Regions from separate parts of the Homo sapiens genome. Here region 2 is linked to region 1. A link is an interaction called in ENCODE POLR2A ChIA-PET data of the cell type or tissue named here. Cell type or tissue: PC-3. All regions are shown on one strand. Each heading gives the region's core, and the rest is flanking DNA. Links, peaks and the distances in the headings are about the cores only.

Region 1 (12,084 bases), core at 3,674-8,673:
CTGCAGGTTTCTAAGGCTCTTTCATCCTGACAATTAAGAGAAGATGAATGCACCATTCCTTAGATCATCAGGAGTGACTACAGAGATGTTTATGCTGAATTTATGGCTCTAATTTTTAAACTGTAATGGGTATTTCAATCACAACACTGCACAACCCATCAGCTGTAAATATTGCTTTATGAAGTAAAGATGAGTAATCGGTAACTGTTGACATCTGCAGGGTGTTTGTTGACACAAATAGAGCTAAATCCAGACCCTTAGGATGGCACTAGTCCATTGAATCCAAGTTGAAGAAGCCATGGCATTAGTGCCTTTAGTAGAAAAAAAAAAATTTAAGAGACAGGATCTCACTCCTTCACCCAGGCTGGAGTACAGTGGCATGATCAATCTCCTGGGCCCAAGCAATCATCCTGCCTAAGCTTCCTGAGTAGCTAGGACTATAGGCACACACCACCACACCCGGTTAAATTTTTTTTATTTGTATTTTTTTCTAAGAAATTGGGTCTTGCTATGTTGCTCAGGCTAGTCTCAAACTCCTAGCCTCAAAGGATCCTCCTGCTTCAGCCTTCCAAAGTGCTGGGATTGTAGACATGCATCTGGCCCAGGAAAATTTTTAAAGCATTTTGTATTGGATATTGAACAAGCAAGAAGTCCAGAATATTTGCTACTAACGTAGCAAGTCATAGTTAATAGGTGAACAGGATCAAACTTATGCTAAACAACATTGTAGATCCCTCTCAATCTGTTCTTCTGGGACAACTGAAGTTCTTATGAGCCCTAGAAATAGGCCATGCATTTTGCCCAAACTGAGTTGCACGTTCTTTTAGCTACTGCAAATATGTTCACCAATCTGTCAATAGTACCTGAAATGTAGGACGACTGTAATTTATCCTTCAAATCAGGTCACCTTTAGAGCAAAAGGGGTGCTATTAATAATTACAAGGAGATGAACCAGGAACATGGTCACCCTGTATAAAAGCTGGTGGAGAATTAACGTCATCTGGCCTGATGGAACAGTTTTACTTTGAGCTTCTTTCATTCATCCACTCAGTAAAATATTTCCTGACCTTGTGCCAAGTCCTGTGCAAGGCACTGAGGAGAACCGTGATGAAGGAGCTGTCAGTCCTCACTCTGCAGAGGAAGCCATCAGGAGCATTCCTGAGCCCAGGTGTCAAGTGTAAGCAGAGCAGACACAAACAACTATATGCACACAGTCCTGAGAGCCACAGTTGGGAAAAGAGGTCTAGTTCTCCCCAAGGAAATCAACCAGAAATAAGTTGTCTGGGGGAATCTATTCCTTCAGCCACTTTGCCGGGAGACCAAGGGGTGGATGAATTCCCTGACAATGTGGATTCTAATCTTTTTTCTGTTGCTGCCTGAATCTAACTTTTGGCAGCTCCCTCTCTGTATTTCTCTCCTTTCCATGCCTTCTATGAAAGCTGCACCAAGTAAATAAAACCAGAGGTTATGCATCCGGTAATCCTGTCCCGAGTGTGATTATTTTCCACTTCTAATTTTAAGGCGTCATTATAAGAAGTGGCAATGACTAAACAAGTCCCAACAAGCACAGACTAGCATATTGCTTGGATTGCCAAGAAAAAAATGTGTAATAAATAATAAAATCGCCAAAAAACGATTTGGAAAAGCATTGTAAACACAGATGGCTTGCAATGCAAAAATATATAATGTTGTATCTGTTTAATGCAGAATCCCAAACATCAAAACTGATAAGTCAAACAACCATAAATTTGCATTTGTATTTTGCTGATGCTGACCAAGTACATTATGCTTGTGTATGCAGTTGTGCAGTTGACAGAACTTATGGAGGAAAAGGCTTGAGCCAGCCATCTCTGAGTTACTAATAGGATGAACTAAACTTCTGACAGATGCTCGTTACACAACATTACACTCAGGCTCTCCACAGGAATAAAAATCAACAATATAAAAGCAAAAGCAACCAAACTCTACAAGTATTTTTGACCTTGTGTTATTGGCACAACCTTCTGACATCCACTTACTGAATGCACACTCTGTGCCAGGCCTAGGCCAGGTCCTCAGGGTCCACGGTGAACCAGACAAGGTCCCTGCCTCATGGAACTTACATGCAGGAGGCCAGAGACAATAGAAAAGCAAATAATAAATATTTAATATCAAGCAATGCTAGTAGTAAAAAGAAAAATAAAACAGAGTGGCCAGGCATGGTGGCTCACACCTGTAATCCCAGCACTTTGGGAGGCCAAGGTGGGTGGATCACAAGGTCAAGAGATCGCGACCATCCTGGCCAACATGGTGAAAACCCGTCTCTACTAAAAATGCAAAACTTAGCTGGGCATGGTGGCACACGCCCGTAGTCCCAGCTACTTGGGAGGCTGAGGCAGGAGAATCGCTTGAACCCAGGAGGAGGAGGTTGCAGTGAGCCAAGATTGCACCACTGCACTCCAGCCTGGGCGACAGAGCAAGACTCTGTCTCAAAATAAATAAATACATACATACATACATACAGGGTAAGAAGAGGTCAGAGGGTTCCGGGATGGCCTAAGGAGGTGACGTGGGAGGAGAGAGCCAAATGTAACCAGGGAGCAGCAATCTAGGAAAAGAACAAGTCAGGCCCGAGGGGACAGCAAGGGCAAATTATTTCACCTGGGTGAAAACTAATCAGTTGACATGATTTTCAGAACTCAACTTCCCCACTTGAATTCATTACACTAATATTAGAACACACGTTTTGAGAATATTCACATCATTGCAGGTGGGAACATAAACCCGGAAATGCTTATAGACTGCAATCTGGAAATAGATATCAAAAACTATTACAAATATCATAATTGTTCAATTCAGTAATTATTTTCCTGAAAATATATGGTAAAGATGTATTCAGAAATGTGCACAAAGGTTTTTATATAAAGACAGTTGTGGATATCCACATCCAAGATATCTATAACTTATATTAGCAATAAATTGGAAACAATTTCGAAGTGACAACACAATAAATGTTCAATGAATTACAATATATCTGGATGACGAACTGTCAGTCAATGATTGAAAAGCAATTTTTGTATGATATGTGATGACATGCAGAGATCCTCATAAGAATTTTAAGGGAAAAGGCAGAGTATAAAATTGTATATGTAAATATACTTGAAATCTATGACATATTTGCATATACATGTGAATAATATTATGAGGGAAATGGTTAAAGATAATCATCTGTGATTCGGGAGGTTACAAGTGACTTACTTTCTTTTTATTTCTCTAAAGGTTCTAACCGTTCCACAAAGGTCATGATGCACATTTATAAGGAGAAAACAACTAAAGAAATAGGAATATACACTTTTATATCATTAGCCTATCATTAGCCTTTTTATACTGAAAAAAAATAAAGGAGCCAGCCACAGTTAGAAATGTATTAAGTGCTCCATAAAATTTAGTGTTGTCATTTTAGTGTACTGGGGAGGCACTGAGTTCTTCATTCTTATGTTTGTCTTTTTCTCTTTCTGTTTATTGATGCTGTTGCTTTCCCATTAACCTAGATACGGGACTGTACCAGGATCATGTTTGCAACCCAGGAGTCTAGCGCAGTATGTGGTACCTAGTAGATGCTCAATAAAAGCAACTACATTATGTAAGTTACAAGTTCAAAGTAATTAGCTCCATGATTTTGAATCATCTATCCATTGTGCAAATTAATTGTCTTGTATTTAACTCAAAGCATATACTATCCCTGGAGTAACACTTAAGCTGTTCTGCATTCTGACTATTTAGAGCTTTCTCTTTGCAGAGCTTTTGGGTGCTTGAAATAACTGTTCGCTTTTTGTACCACTTGGAAGTGCCGAATTGAAGCTGTCTAAAGTCGCTGTAGCTACTGCATTTCTCCTTTTCCTTTGTATTACTTCACCCCAGAGATGTCAAATGACTTCGATATTTTAGAATATCTAGTTTTCCAAAGAATTCTTTTTAAAAATAATCTTTAGTTTTGCACTGGAACTTCTCAGCATATGCATAAGTCATTATGATAACAAAAGCAAGTTATTACAGATATTATACGGTAAACTTCCTCTACATATGTGCTCTGATTATCTATGACCTGACACATTGTTTCTCTCTGATTCAAATGCAAAAAGCTAATAGACATTTCTCTGAATAGTACACTTTGCCCCAGAATAACTCATCACCTCTATATTCACTGTTCCAAACCTTTTTTGTTAATTTGCAAACTCTTCCTCTATTGAAAATGTGCTTGCAATTACAGTAGGTTTTTTCCTACCGAGTGATAACGTGCCTCAGCTAACCTGTGTAGTGAGGCCAAAATCCATGAATGAAGCATATGCTGTCCTGAAGTCACTACATTTAACAGGTCACTGACCCTTGTAGTTCTTTCCAGTAACAGAGACGAGGAGAGAGGAGGAGGCAAGAAAAGGCTGGACAACAGCAGCAGCTTCAAAAGGCCTTGGCGAGTACTCTCGGCTCTTCTAATTCACCATCATTCAGGATTTATTTCTATTGCAATCAGAAAACTGCACTTTCCTTTCTATTCCTTTTCTTTTTCTTTCCCCTTTCTTTAAGGTAAATAAGCTAATACCAAAGATTGACTGCAAAGATGCTTTGGAAATTTTAACTATACATTTATACGCTCATCAGTACTGCATATTAAAATATGTTGTCCTCCATAGAAAGGAAAGCATTAGCTATGTAACCCTGTTACTTTGAAATGAATTACATCCAGTGATATGCAGATAAATGTTTAACAACCAACTCTAGGGGGAAAAAAATCCTGATTTATAGGGTTTCCAATTTCTATATTATAAATAGTCCCACCAGTTCTCAGCTACCAATACGATGTCACTGAACGCCAAGATGCGCACAACTCTTGCAAGCCAGTATGAGTTGGCTCCATCACACCTGATGCTAGCTAAGAACATTGAAATTATATGAGGACTATAGCAATTGAGATACAAGGAGGGTTTTGTATTTATAACCTACAACATGATGAAAATTTCCAACACCTGGGGTCATTAGACTTTATATACAGTGGATGAGAATTATTCTTAACTCCTCTCCTGCTATCTCTTCTCACATCTTCTCTTAAGAAATGGCATCCCCGGGTGCGGTGGCTCACGCCTGTAATCCCAGCACTTTGGGAGGCTGAGGCGGGCGGATCACGAGGTCAGGAGATCGAGACCATCCTGGCTAATATGGTGAAACCCCATCTCTACTGAAAATACAAAAAAATTAGCCGGGCGTGGTGGCAGCCACCTGTAGTCCCAGCTACTCAGGAGGCTGAGGCAGGAGAATGGCGTGAACCCAGGAGGCAGAGCTTGCAGTGAGCCGAGATCATGCCACTGCACTCCAGCCTGGGTGACAGAGCAAGACTCCGTCAAAAAAAAAAAAAAAAAAAAGAAATGGTATCAGAATCATTAGCTGAACTCCCAGGTGTAACTTACATCCCATGAAATAAACGCAAGAAACCTACTGTCCCGTACATTCTGACTAAGGAAATTTCATCAGCTGGAGATTCAACCCTTCACTTGGGCTGTACTCCCAGTGGAAAAAAATGTGCATATTCCCTCACTAAACTATTCTCCTTTACTCACACCACAGTGTGAAGGAAGTATCAGAGCCCAGGTTTTGAAGGCATATTAGAGGAGGGAGAACAAAAAACGTATCCTGTACTGTACTCTACACTTTAAGGAGACACCCATCACCAAGGACAGGGAAAAGGTTTTGCAAATGAAAACACATTTCCGTAATTTGGCAAACTTGCCTAGGGCTACTCCTGAAAAGCAGGTTTCATCCCACAAATTCAGTAGAGTCAGACCCTCTTGAGAGAACACCGGACTTCCAATACCAAATTTTCACTTGCATGATGGGCATTTGGATGCTAAATCTCAGCCCCTCACACCTGCTGCCACCCCTCCATGAACGACCACCACCCCAAGGGCCCCTACACACGGTTTTCTTTCAGGGTTCCTTTTCGTAGTATTTTCATTATCTGGTACCACTCACCTGCCAGAACGGGCTCTACTTACCTGCCCAAAGTCACCCAGTCACTGTGCATTGTCATTTCCAAGCTGGTGCTTGCCTCACCTGATGGTGTCTGGTCTCTGAATCTCTTCCTCTCCAGGGGCCACTTTATGGCTGGTTCTGAAGGGCCCTGGGACGCATCGGGTGGGCAGCTGTGAAGTGCTTTCTATAGAGTGGATGGGGCCTGGGATCAACCCATTGTGTAGAGGACACATGTCAGTTTTGCTTGCCTCTCCATCATTTGCCCTTTATCTGGGATGAGCACCAACATTTCTCTTTGGGAGGCTTAGTGGAACTATCAATCAAGGCATGCCTAAAGGTGGCCCCTGACACAGCCAGGCCATTCAGCCTCGCTCTAATTCGAGTTGAGTCAAGTGATGAGAGGACAAAGGCTGAAGTGTCCCAAGGGCATCCCAGGAAAGGACCATTCACTGGTTACTGCTTCCCAGAGCCTCCCTGATCCCCTCTTTGAGCAGCTGGTTGCTCAGTTTCATCTTCATTTCAGCAAGCTGCCCTGCCGCTTCCAATTAATTCCTTTCTTGCTTCAATTAATGAGAGTCCATTTCTGTTGCTAATAACTGATGAACTCTAATTGACATAAACACACTTATAGATGACTGGTGGACAGATATGGTAGACAGGAGGAAAGTCTTCTGAGTCGTCGATGTTTTCCTATGGTTCTCAGAGGACACTTGCGTGTCCTCTCCCAAGCTCTGGCCATGGGCAAGCCCTGGAATCACTCTCTTTTTTGCCCTCTGCAGGTTCTCAAGACATCACCTGGGTCTCAGAGAAAGCAGAATTGCAGGACAGATGCTCTTTGGGAGCTGAGGGTGCCGAAGGACCCAGCCAGGTCTCTATCCATTCTCAAGCTGAGTCCCTCCCTGGGCTGCTCCCTAGGGTCTGTTTTAGATAACTCAGCCTGGAGCAAGTGAGGATAAAAGACAGCACATTGGAACAGAATACAGATGGAGGATTCTTTTTTTCCCAAACAATGAATTTAGCCAAGGGGACCTTTGGTAGGTGACATCTCAGAATAAGTCCCTGGATTTCAAAAAGGAACATGAGGAAGCAACTAGCAATCAAACAGAGTCTAGACAAAGGAGCAACATGCAAGTTAGCATGATCCGTCAGAACAACCCTAGGGCCAACAACCACAACTCTTTTAAGATTCAGTAGCATAGCCTTAAAGCAACCATGGGGGCAATTAAACAAGGCACTCCGGTGGTAGAGAGAAAGTCAGTGGGGAACATAGTGGATTTGTCTCAATTAGAAAAGGAAAAATGGCAGGCATTTGACATCCTAGCTATTACTGGTCATTACTGTAGCATTTCAAAAAAAGGAAAACTGTACTCAAAGCAGATTTACTTAATGATAGAATCAAAGAGCTAGAGGAAACATCAAAAGAAAAAAGGAGCCCTGCCCCCTGCAGTCAAGAACAGTTTGAAATGAAATCACTAAGAAAGGTAGCAGGAAGAGTGAGGTCTTGAATGAGAAGCTGAGTTCAGATTCATGTTCTGCTGGGGCTAGCTAGGTTGGCCACGCAGACTCCTCAACTCTCCGAGACCTCATTCTCGTTCTCATTCTTCCTTTGTAAAGTGAATGAGATCCCCACCTGACAGATTTATTCTGCAAAATAAATGAGATAATGTGTAAGACCAACTAACACTTAAGTTGTCAGTAAGATAGGGTAAGCACACTAGGTGCATCTATCAGAGCATCATAGAAAGGACATGAACCATGGACCACGTGCACATCAAAATACATAAGCAAATGGTCCCAATCCCATCAATATGATGTTAAAGAGAGAGGTGGAAGAAAAGAAGAGCAGTAACTGTTATAAAATGCCATCAGGTGAGCTGAAAGAGATACCACAAAGGGAGGCAACCTGACTGCTCTCCCCCAGTGTCCACCCTAGAGACAGAAGAAAGTGTCAGGCAGGAAGCAGCAATGTGGAAGACAGTAGATATTGATGAGCTCAGAAGCAGGCAAAAAATCAATTTTTTTCAGCCTCGTATCTTGGGTGTTTTAGGTGTGGAAATACAGGAATCAACATTAAGCTTTCAGCATGCCTAAAAATAGTTCTTCACCTGCTGCTGTTTTTCCCATTGGTTACAAAGGCTATTGTTTATTTCAGCAGATGGAAAAGAAGCTGTGAAAAGCTGTTCACATCCTGCAAAAGGGAGCATGGAGAGGCGGCGGCATGGGTAGTATGTTAATGAGTGGGGTCGGGGATGATTAGCTCAATTGCTCACACAAAATCTTTCTTCTCCCCGGAATTTGCTGTTAGTACTCTGAGCTATGGACTCTGATGCCAGCATGCTAATTTGGACCTGCATCTCAGTGGGCACAGCAGTGAGTATTTCCATGAGGCTCAGTTTCCACTTGCTTCTGTACTCTTCCCCATTGCACTCTGAAAATCCAAGCTTTCTTTTCATGTGTCACACAGTATCTTAGAAGCTCCTGGGTTACAGATTCGGGGAGAAAATCACCAGCCATTTCTGGCTTTGGGAGGCAGCCGCCTCTGCTGCTGACAGCTGCTGCCCAGTCCTGCTGGAGATGGAGAGTCGAGGCTGACACCTCTGCTGGGCAGAGCAGTAGGAAAGGCATTGTCTCTCCCAGCTCCCAGAGTTGGCCATGAAAGCAAATTCCGGTTTTTGTTTTTGTAGTGTTGAGAACCATCAGTCCCAAGCCCAGCAGAAGATCATTGCCTTTCACCCCCAAGCCACTTGTCATAAAAATTAAAAGCATATAAATTCTTCACTCTACAGTTTTTCTTCTCAGTGGATGGCCAGCATCTTCAGCTCTGTGAGTTCTTTTTATAAACACATATGCACCAAGCCTCAGCTAGCACCCCCTGCCCAACACCAATTTTTTTTTCTCCTTTCCTGCCTGAGCAGTTCAAATTGATGAGAAAATATTAACTGGGGCTCATTTTACATTAACTAGTAAATGCTCCATCACCAAGCTAAAGGCAATGGAGTAAAACCAGCTCCCATTAAGTTTCCGTGAATCCATCTCCTACAGCTGTGACTTCTTTCCCTGCTGTGGCCTCACATTCATGTAACACATGTGCTTTGTAAGCCTTAGGCCATCTGATTACCCTAAAAGGAAATACCCAACATAGGGGAAAATATGGGGCTTAGTACAGGCTAATGGTTGAAATTCCTTGGTGTAAGATTAACCATGCTGCAAAATGCCAAAGAAAAATACAAAAGTCATGAGGACGTTCAGCAAGGTTGTCTTTTTCATTATTATTATTATTATTATACTTTAAGTTCTGTGGTACATATGCACAACGTGCAGGTTTGTTACATATGTGTACATGTGCCATGTTGGTGTGCTGCACCCATTAACTTATCATTTACATTAGGTATATCTCCCTAATGCTATCCCCCACTCCCCCCACCCCACCACATGCCCCGGTGTGTGATGTTCCCCACCCTGTGTCCAAGTGTTCTCATTGTTCAGTTCCCACCTATGAGTGAGAACATATGGTGTTTGATTTTCTGTCCTTGCGATAGTTTGCTCAGAATAGGATCTAGAACTAGAAATACCATTTGACCCAGCCATCCCATTACTGGGTATATACTGAAAGGATTATAAATCATGCTGCTATAAAGACACATGCACAGGTATGTTTATTGCGGCACTATTCACAATAGCAAAGACTTGGAACCAACCCAAATGTCCAGCAAAGTTGTCTTAAATCCATATTTTAGGGAGAGATTCAGGGAAAGTATGTGGTAAAGATTTTGTCTTATTTCAATATGAATTTATTACAAAGATAATAATAATACCTAAAGGGAAAAATAGTAATGTTTGAAATCCCATCCCAGAGGTTATGTTTTGTCTGCCTTGTTATCTATGCTTGTGGCAGCCAAGCCCTTTCCAGAGAAGGTCCCGAATTCCAACTCTCTGGCCTTCGGGCACTGCCTATGCTTATGTGTCACACAAGTCTCAATTTGGGGTCAGAGCCCTGAAACAACAAGATGAAGAGGTTCTTAGCTACAGACGCTATAATCAGATTCACACATTTCAAATTTTCCTGGCCAAATCAGAATGTCCTCACAAGCCACCTGAAATTCAGCCCATACACTTTTATTGAGCACATTAATGATATGCTCATTAATGAGCACACTGACATGTTACTTTTCATCAGTCAAAAGGTCAATGGTGACCCAACTAGAAGTGTTGGTTTTATAGTCTTAAACTCTACAAGAAAAAAACTACATAAAGAAATACCAGAAGCATCATTAAAATAGCTTCTGACAATTGTTAAAACATCTTTCAGATGTTTTAAAAAAAATTCATCGGTACTGAGATGAATCTAATAGAATGAACAATTTACTAACCTAGTTTTTAAAACATTCCCAAATCCCAGTACATTTCCACATAAGGCCGTGGTACTCAGTGAAATGTATGGTGGGCCCATCATCACCACCACCAACACCCCTCAAAGCTGCATGATATCTTTACATATTAGGCCAGGTGCAATCAAGAACGACCACCAAAAGAAATGAAATAAAATATACAAATATATAACAAAAATAATTTTTAAGTTAAAAAATAAAGAAAGCAGAAGGAATGAATTCAAAAGAGGGACTGGTAAAAAAAGAAAACAAAATGTAAGAAATGATAACTAAGACCAGAAAAGCATCTTTTAAAAACCTCCTGGAGTGTTAGGGGTGAGAGAGGATGCGATTTAAATACCATCAGACTCAGGAAAAGAGAGGAGATTTCACCAGGTTTTCACAAGCCTAAGATCCAGGAGTGCAGAGGCAAATACGACAGTTCAGAAGGTCTAAATTCACTAAATCGATCATTTAGTGAATGGCTTTTGGTCCTTCATTTAAAAAGAACTTGGTTGAATTTGGAATACATAAAAGAAACTAAGAGATGTATTAAGAGTAGACTGAACGGTGACCACCCCCACAAAATGTCATGTCCATGTCCTAACCCCCAAAACCCATGCATTGTGACCCTGTTGGGAAAAGGGGGTCTTTGCAGATGTGACTAAATTAAGGATTTGCAGAGGAAATCATCCTGGATTGGGTGGGTCCTAAATGCAATGGCAAGTCCTAAGAAGGGAAGAAGAGAAAGGAAGGGAAAGGAAGAGAAGAGAAGGGGTGGGTGGGAAACAGACACAGCAACACAGGAAAGAAGGCCGTGTAAAGACCCACATGAAGATGAAGGCAGGCATTCACGTTAAGCTGCCACAACCCAAGGAATACCAGAAACCACTAGAAACTGGAAACAGCAAAGAAGAATCCTCCTCTAGACCCTAGAGTGTCTGGAGGAAGCCTGGCCCCACCCACACCTTGATGCCTGACTATGGCCTCAAGAACTGTAAGAGAATACACTTCCATTGTCTTAAGCCACCCAGCGTGTGATAATGTATTACTGCAGCCCTAGGAAATTAATACAGGCACCTGAGCCATTAATGAAGTAATTGTGAAAAGCCATCCTTTGCCTGTGGTTACCACATGTGACCTGCAGTCTCATGGGAAACAGGTATCATCCACATGGCCAGAAGCAGAAGCTTTCAGATTGAAGAGACCTAGGCTGAATCCAGATTCTGACAATTACTCACAGTGTGGCCTTGGACATGTTTCTTGACCTCTCTGTACCTCAAGGTCATCTCTAAAAAGGTGAGCAGCAAAAAACAGTCCCTACCTCATACTGTTGTTGGGAATGAATGGGATCACCTCTGGAAAAGTGCAAGGTGAGGGGCAGACACATGGTGAGATTCATTCCCTACCACTAAGCGTGGGCTGAGCTCCAGCTCAGCCAACCACAATGTGAGCCTGGGGATTGGAGGACGAGGAAGGGAAAAGCTCACTGCAAGGGAACCAGCATCTAGCCCCTCGAACCTGTTATTCTCGGTACATTTCTTGTCAATAATTAAAATAACTCCACTGCCTTGATAGCCACACTTCTATTTATAACACTTAAAATTATCAGCTTCATTCCACTCTCACACCTAGACACTTACTCATTCATTCTCACAGGAGGAGTTTAATTTCAGCAAATGTGTTTTTGAGAGATTTTGATGTCCTGGAGCTA
Region 2 (6,608 bases), core at 469-5,468, 140 kb after region 1:
TAAATATGCAATTCATTTATATCTCATATACATGGCGTGAAGGTAATGATATACAGTATTTTCAATAATTTTGTGCATGAAACAAAGTGTATGTACATTGAACCATCAGAAAGCAAAGTTGTCAGGTGTGGAGTCTTCCACTTGCGATGTTCACGGCAACAATCAAAGTTTCAGATTCTGGAGCGTTTTGCATTTTAGATTTTCAGGTTAGGGATGTTCAACCTGTATATATTACACTCTGATCTATGAAGCAGAAAGGTCTAAGAAAATTGCCAAACACAAAATGTCATTTCTACTACATTTCACCAAGATAAATTAACTCAACATTCAAGGAAGCAGTCAACCCCTAGTAAGTTCAATGTATGACTATATACTAAGTAGAAAATAAAAGACAGGAATATAAGTTCCTGCCATCTATTTTTTAACAGAAACAACATTAAACAGAGAAATAATGTATGTAACTCTTAATGTAAATTTCTCCCAAATATACATATATAACACACGAAACAAATATATGGAAAGTACCTCTAACTACAAGGTATCTCTCGATGGCTTGTACCAAAGCCAGAGGGTCAATCTTGACAGGTCCACCCTTCCACTGCTTCACATTTGCACAGTCTGGATGCCTTTGTAACTGGCATTTTAATTGATGTGTGTTGAAAAATTTTAAAGCCTGTGATCCTCTGTTGAGAGAAAAGCTCAAGATAATTTGTGAAAAAAAAGTTAGTCTATTATTTTCACATTTAATATACATTAATTCAAATAAAGGCAAGTTAATACAAACTGCATTTTCATAAGACACACTAGTACTAAGCATTTACTTACCAGTTCTGTGAATGGTAAAGCCAATAATTCAAGTTATTTAGAAAAAATTTTTATACGTAAGAAATAAAAGACGGATGTGTATGCATGCATATGAAAACCTTAAGTCAATATTTGATCTCTGTCCCATCATAAATCCATGGGAGCAGAAATACTTCACCCATGAATATTTAATTATTTTTCTGGAACAAAAATTCCTGAACTATTTAAGCACACTCACTTCTGCAATATTTTGCCCATTCCTATTGAATTATATTTTTTAAAAAGAAAAAAAAAACTCTTTATTTCAAAGATTTCAGCTACAATATTACATTAAAAACTAACCTTTAAAATTTACCTTGCTATAATAGTTTTGAACGAAGCGGTTTAATAGCTACTGCAGTTGAAACCTGGTCATGATGTTTAATTGCTCATTTCAGAAAAGCTCTGGCAGGAGTCAGATACAAACTTAAACTGTGATTATCTGTATGATTCCACAAAGCAAGCTTGTCCAACCTGCGGCCCACAGGCCACATGCAGCCCAGATGGCTTTGTATATAGGCCAACATAAATTCGTAAACTTTCTTAAAATACAATGAGTGTTTTTTTTTTTTAAGCTCATCAACTAACATTAGTGTTGGTGTATTTTATGTGGCCCAAGACAATTCATCTTCCAATATAGCCCAGGGAAGCCAAAAGATTGGACCCTCCTGCACATAAAGCACACAAATAGGGATGTGGAGAATATTCCATTTTATGAATATATACATATGCAAACATATTTTATATAAATTTGGACACAAAAAGCTTCATGATTTTCTCAAGCACAGGTCAAAATGCCCCCTTATTTCATGAACTCCTCCAGGAAATCATAACGATCAAAACTGAATACCACACACTACATTAAATTTCAAAGCAGAAAAGAAACCCTAGTCCATGATGTGATTGCTTTATCACTCAAAAATGCATATGGTTTTTAATTCAAACAAAGTTTTTTAAATGTTTTTAAAACGTCAAAATGTGGATTTAAAAACCAAACTAGGCTGAGTGTGGTGGCTCAGAAATCCCAGCACTTTGGGAGGCCAAGGCAGGAGGATCACTTGGGCCCAAGAGTTTGAGACCAGCCTGGGCAACAAAGTGAGACCCCGTCTCTACAAAAAATAAAAAAATTAATGGAACATGGTGGCACATGCCTGTGGCCCCAGCTACGTGGCAGGCTGAGGCAGAAAGATCTCTTCAGCCAGGAGGTCAAGGCTGCAGTGAGCCATGTTCACACTAGTGTAATTTGGCTTGGGCAACAAAGTAAGACTCTGTCCCAAAATAAATAAATAAATAAATAAATAAATAAAAACCAAACAAATTTCCTATTTTCTAGGCCTCCGGTCAAAATATTCCATGAAACTTGTAACATTCCACAACATAGAACAATTCTTTCCTGTAGCACCTCAAGAGTCCTTAAAACTACATTAAAAATATATATATTTATTAAACTAGTAAAACTTCAAACATTTGACCCCATCAAAATACAAAGTTATAGCCACTAATATTACATATAAATCATATCGCTCAAAATGTAAACATTACTCACAGCCACAAAAAATTTTTTATCCCTACTGAAGTTAAACATAAAGTTCTTAAGGAAGTTTTGTATGCTGAAGTGTATCAATTTAAGGAAAACTAAGCCTATTACAAGTTACAAATACAATCACTGGATTATATATTTATAAAGCATCCTGTTTAAGGCATATGGTATAATTTTAAAGATAAGAAAGCATTTGATTCATTCTTTAGAGTGCTTAATTTCTTTCATCATTACAGCTGAATGTTTTCTGGGCCAATCAAGACTTTACCAGACCTCTTGCCATCTTACTTCAGTGAAATTAAGTACCAAATTCCAGTGGCAAGGGTATAGCCAGGCAATGGTCCTTACCTGCCTCCTGTCCCATTTCCACTAGGGAAATCATGTACTTTGACTGGAAATTGTTCCATCTGGCTGAGGCAGTTGTTCATCTTGTGAACTAATGCCAACAAAGGTGCATTACCCACTGGTTCCACTCTTCCAATGGGCTCTTCTCCAGGAAGCTAAAGTTATAAATAAACAAACAGGTTAAACAAAGCCTTTTCAAAACAAAAGTCTCCTCAAAGAGAAGATTTAATAAGCAGCTTTATAAAAGAGAATAATTTGTCTATTCATCTTTATCTTTTATGGCAGATTTGGTTTGAACGATGTTACCACGTCAATTATTTCAATAAAGACAACTGTTTTGTACAGCCCACAATCCTGTATTCACAATCTCTACATCCAAAGGCTCTGAAAACACAAGTCACTTGGTGGCAAAATCTGATCCAAACAGACATAAGGCTATTTACAGTCTTTATTTATCTGATTTTAGTAAGAATATTCATGTTATGCTATAAAAATATTTAATGCATATAATATACAGTGCTATTCAGAAACTGCTGGGAATTTTAATGTACTACACACTGTAGGACCTTTGAAACCGACCAAACTCCAGGGGTTTCAGAAAAGAGATTGCACATAATCTTAAGTATGCTGTAAAACTATACATAATACTGTCACGCTTCTAATGAATCTCCAATAAATACTAACTTTGCTTTAGGTTGACTCACAAGTTAAAATACAAGCAATGCTCAAATGCCTCTGAGGACTGCAAGCGCATGGTGAAATAGTGTTAATACATAGGAGAGCTATGCTAAGCCCTATTACACAGATAATAGGGAACGTTTCCAAGTGATGCCTTCTCTTTAAGCCACTGTAAAACAAGGAGAATGCTGTCAACAGCATCCAAGGATTACCCTCTTGCTCTGGCCCACTTAAGAGTGAAGGAAGGGGAGCCACTCTGTGGCTTTGTAATCCACATTATAAACGGTGACATAAATGGTCATTAAGCGCCCTTGATTGGAACTGTTACAACTGTATTTTATGTACAAAACAAGAAAATATAACTCCTCTATCTTATTATAGATGTCTGTTTCACTAAAAGGAACTAATACAAACTTCAATACATTTAAAAACAAATATTGCAAGTAAAATACATTCACAGGTGAGAGACTACTATTAATGGCTCATCCTGCAAGCAAAAAAGACTCAAGATACTTCAATCATAGAAATAGTGACATGGGCTTTGTTAAATCCCCATTTCATTGTTTTACTATTTACTTTGATATACAGAAGTTGAAGGATTCCAACTATGTGAAAACCTAGAAGTTTTCCCTCAATGTCTTGACCAAGACCTGCTGGAAATTATTACTGAGATGAAAATATATGCATTAGTGAGCACTGATTCTTAAAAGATACACAGGCATTATTAGATAACTTACTGGAGAAGAAAAAAATACATGAAGAAATCGCTTTAATCTGATCTCTCTGCTCACAGCATCCTTTTCACTTTTAGATGTCAAATAAAGCAACAGCTGCTTCACAAATCCACTATGTTGGATTTCAAATGATGAAACATCTGACTCTGAGACTATGCTACGGATTTCTACAAGGCACTCAGCTCCACCATCCACCTGAAAGAGTTAGGAAAAGTATTTCTATATTGATTTAAGCAGCACTTAAAAAATACACAACTCACATATCCTCAAAAGGAAATGAATATATTCTCAACGCCCTTAAAAAAGAGGGCAGGGGAGTGGTACAGTCTTAGTAAATCCTTGGAAATTATGATTTTAAACACACACACACACACACTAAATATTTCATGAGGAAAACCAGGAATCCATAATAACATAAGAAGAAAATCTTCATATTCAACCAATGTAGTTTTCTTTAAAAAAGAGTATTTTAAAAGATGAGAACAGAAAACTGAAGAATAAGGGGCTATAACACCAGAATGGAAAGATGAATCAAGAATACAAGGTGTGGCTTTAAATTAATACATTTAAGGTCTCAGCAAAATGAACAATTTCTTGGAAAACATACTACCAAAACTGCTCAAGGTACATCAAAAACATCAAAATAAATAAATAAATAAAAATAAAAATAAGAACAAAAACTGAGAACCAGATGAAACGTAAAACACTTATTAGTAAACCTCTAGCCTCTCCTGCCACTCTGAGACCCCATGTGAAGAGAGGGGCTAAGGAAGGCCTATCATCTATACCTATAGTTGAGGATGACTTAGAAAACAGATGTGCTTGTGAGGACATTTCTGAAGTTTCTTCATTTGTCAAGAATGATGAGATGTGAAGGAAAGAAAGTCAAAGATGAGGTTTCTAGTACATTTAATACAGACTGATGAATCCTGATAGTCAAGGGATAAGTAAAAGAAATGCCAGCACCAAGGGTGTATATAAGGTAAAAGTCGATGTAGGATAGCTAAATCCATAGGAAGCTAGAGAGTCATGAAGGAAAAGAGTAGCAGGAGATGCTGGGAAGAGACTGAAAAAGACCAGCAAAATGCACTGGACACAGCACCTGGAGGTTGAGTTGTTCGGTTGCAGCACAAAGTCTCTGAAGGACATTCAATGCAGGGTTGCTTCCATCCATATTCTCAGAACTGAAATAACGTTCTACAAATTTATGTGCCTGCTCCTTAATCCAACCTTTAATTTTTTCTCTACAAGAAACAAAAAGGAGATATTAAAGTCCCAGTGTATGTAGAAAGGATATAACTTCTGATCAAGGCAAATAGCTGCTACATTTAAAATTCATCCTGGTCTATGCTTACAGTTTAAAAACTCCAGATTCCATAACCAAATTAACTTTCACTTTGAAAATGGGCTACGATGTACCACCTGGAGAACTGTTTAAAAACTTAAAATACACTGCAGGTCATTACATGAATTGTAAACAAAGTGTAATAATTTTTTGGAACCCTGCAATATAACACTTTCCTAAGTGTTCCCTTTACTTCCTAAAGTACATACATATCTGCATTATCCTTAACTTGTGTTTCCTGGAGAGCTGAAGTAAAGATTTACAGACCAGAAACATGCGCCTATTAAGGATGTAATAAGCTATGGCAAATAAGACCCGGCTGCTTAAATTACAAATGCTGATGGCTTCAGAAATCCATTCACTTAATTATTTTTATACACTGAAATTAAGAAAAACAACCAACAAAACCAAAGAGAGCATGTTTATTTTCTCAATGACATTTGGTCTTTTAAAATTTCTTATCTGCAGAGGGAAGTAATCATGTTGGTATGCTACATGCAGAACCCAAAAATAAAACAAGTCCCAAGGACTTAAAAAAAAAAAAAAAGGCTCTCCCCTAAAATCCTGAAGTTCCATTGTAATGGGTAGAGAAATTTTATCATAAAAGATGTGAAGAATGTGGACAGAAAATGTCAGCTTTTCCTTGTCTGGAACAAAACTGAGGAAGAGGTTCCCCAAGGAATACAATGTGGTTTTGAACGTATAAGACTTTCAGCTAGGTATGCTGGAAGGAGTTTCAAAGCACATGACTGGAACTTAGGACAAAGCCAGATGCAGGGTTCATAAACTGAGAAACTACCTAATTCTTGAACTATGCTTTTAAGAACAAATTAAAGTGCTGTGTCTATGTATCGTCTCCACACAATAAACGTACTGGCTGAAATAATGTTTAAGTTTTTCTGATATGGGAATAGAAGAAACATAAAACTCCCCCCACTTCACCTATTATTGGAGATGGTATCCTTTGAGGCAGCCCTGGCAAGGCCACTACCTCCCGCAGTCCGTGCTGGCTCAATGTTGTTGCTGTTGGACTGTGTACTTAACCTTCCCCATGTTTTTGGATTCAAGCTTGCCAGGAAAGAAGATTTAGGTGACTGAGTAGTGGTGGGGCTTTTAGCTATGA

The links. ChIA-PET counts read pairs that join two places held together with the same protein. Peaks named below come from ENCODE experiments on the same cell type or tissue, not always from the same donor. Only the 100,000 strongest peaks of a DNase experiment are listed, where the experiment ranks them.
Region 2: POLR2A ChIA-PET joins it to region 1 with 7 read pairs; 2 of 35 experiments call an interaction of 5 or more read pairs at or near these places.

The regions. Positions count from the first base shown.
Region 1 is chr2:229,644,697-229,656,780 of GRCh38, forward strand. The region is part of intron 1 of DNER (delta/notch like EGF repeat containing); the gene reads right to left. Among named protein-coding and RNA genes, the nearest start is that of DNER, 64 kb to the right of the region's middle. In PC-3, for the core only: no CTCF peak of the experiment used is centred there; no DNase peak of the experiment used is centred there; H3K27me3 peaks cover 1,451 bases.
Region 2 is chr2:229,792,448-229,799,055 of GRCh38, forward strand. It overlaps TRIP12 (thyroid hormone receptor interactor 12), which reads right to left. Exons shown (of 42, transcript NM_001348323.3): 23 at 6,428-6,602; 24 at 5,243-5,384; 25 at 4,144-4,335; 26 at 2,732-2,883; 27 at 526-698. Among named protein-coding and RNA genes, the nearest start is that of DNER, 81 kb to the left of the region's middle. In PC-3, for the core only: no CTCF peak of the experiment used is centred there; no DNase peak of the experiment used is centred there; H3K27ac peaks cover 595 bases.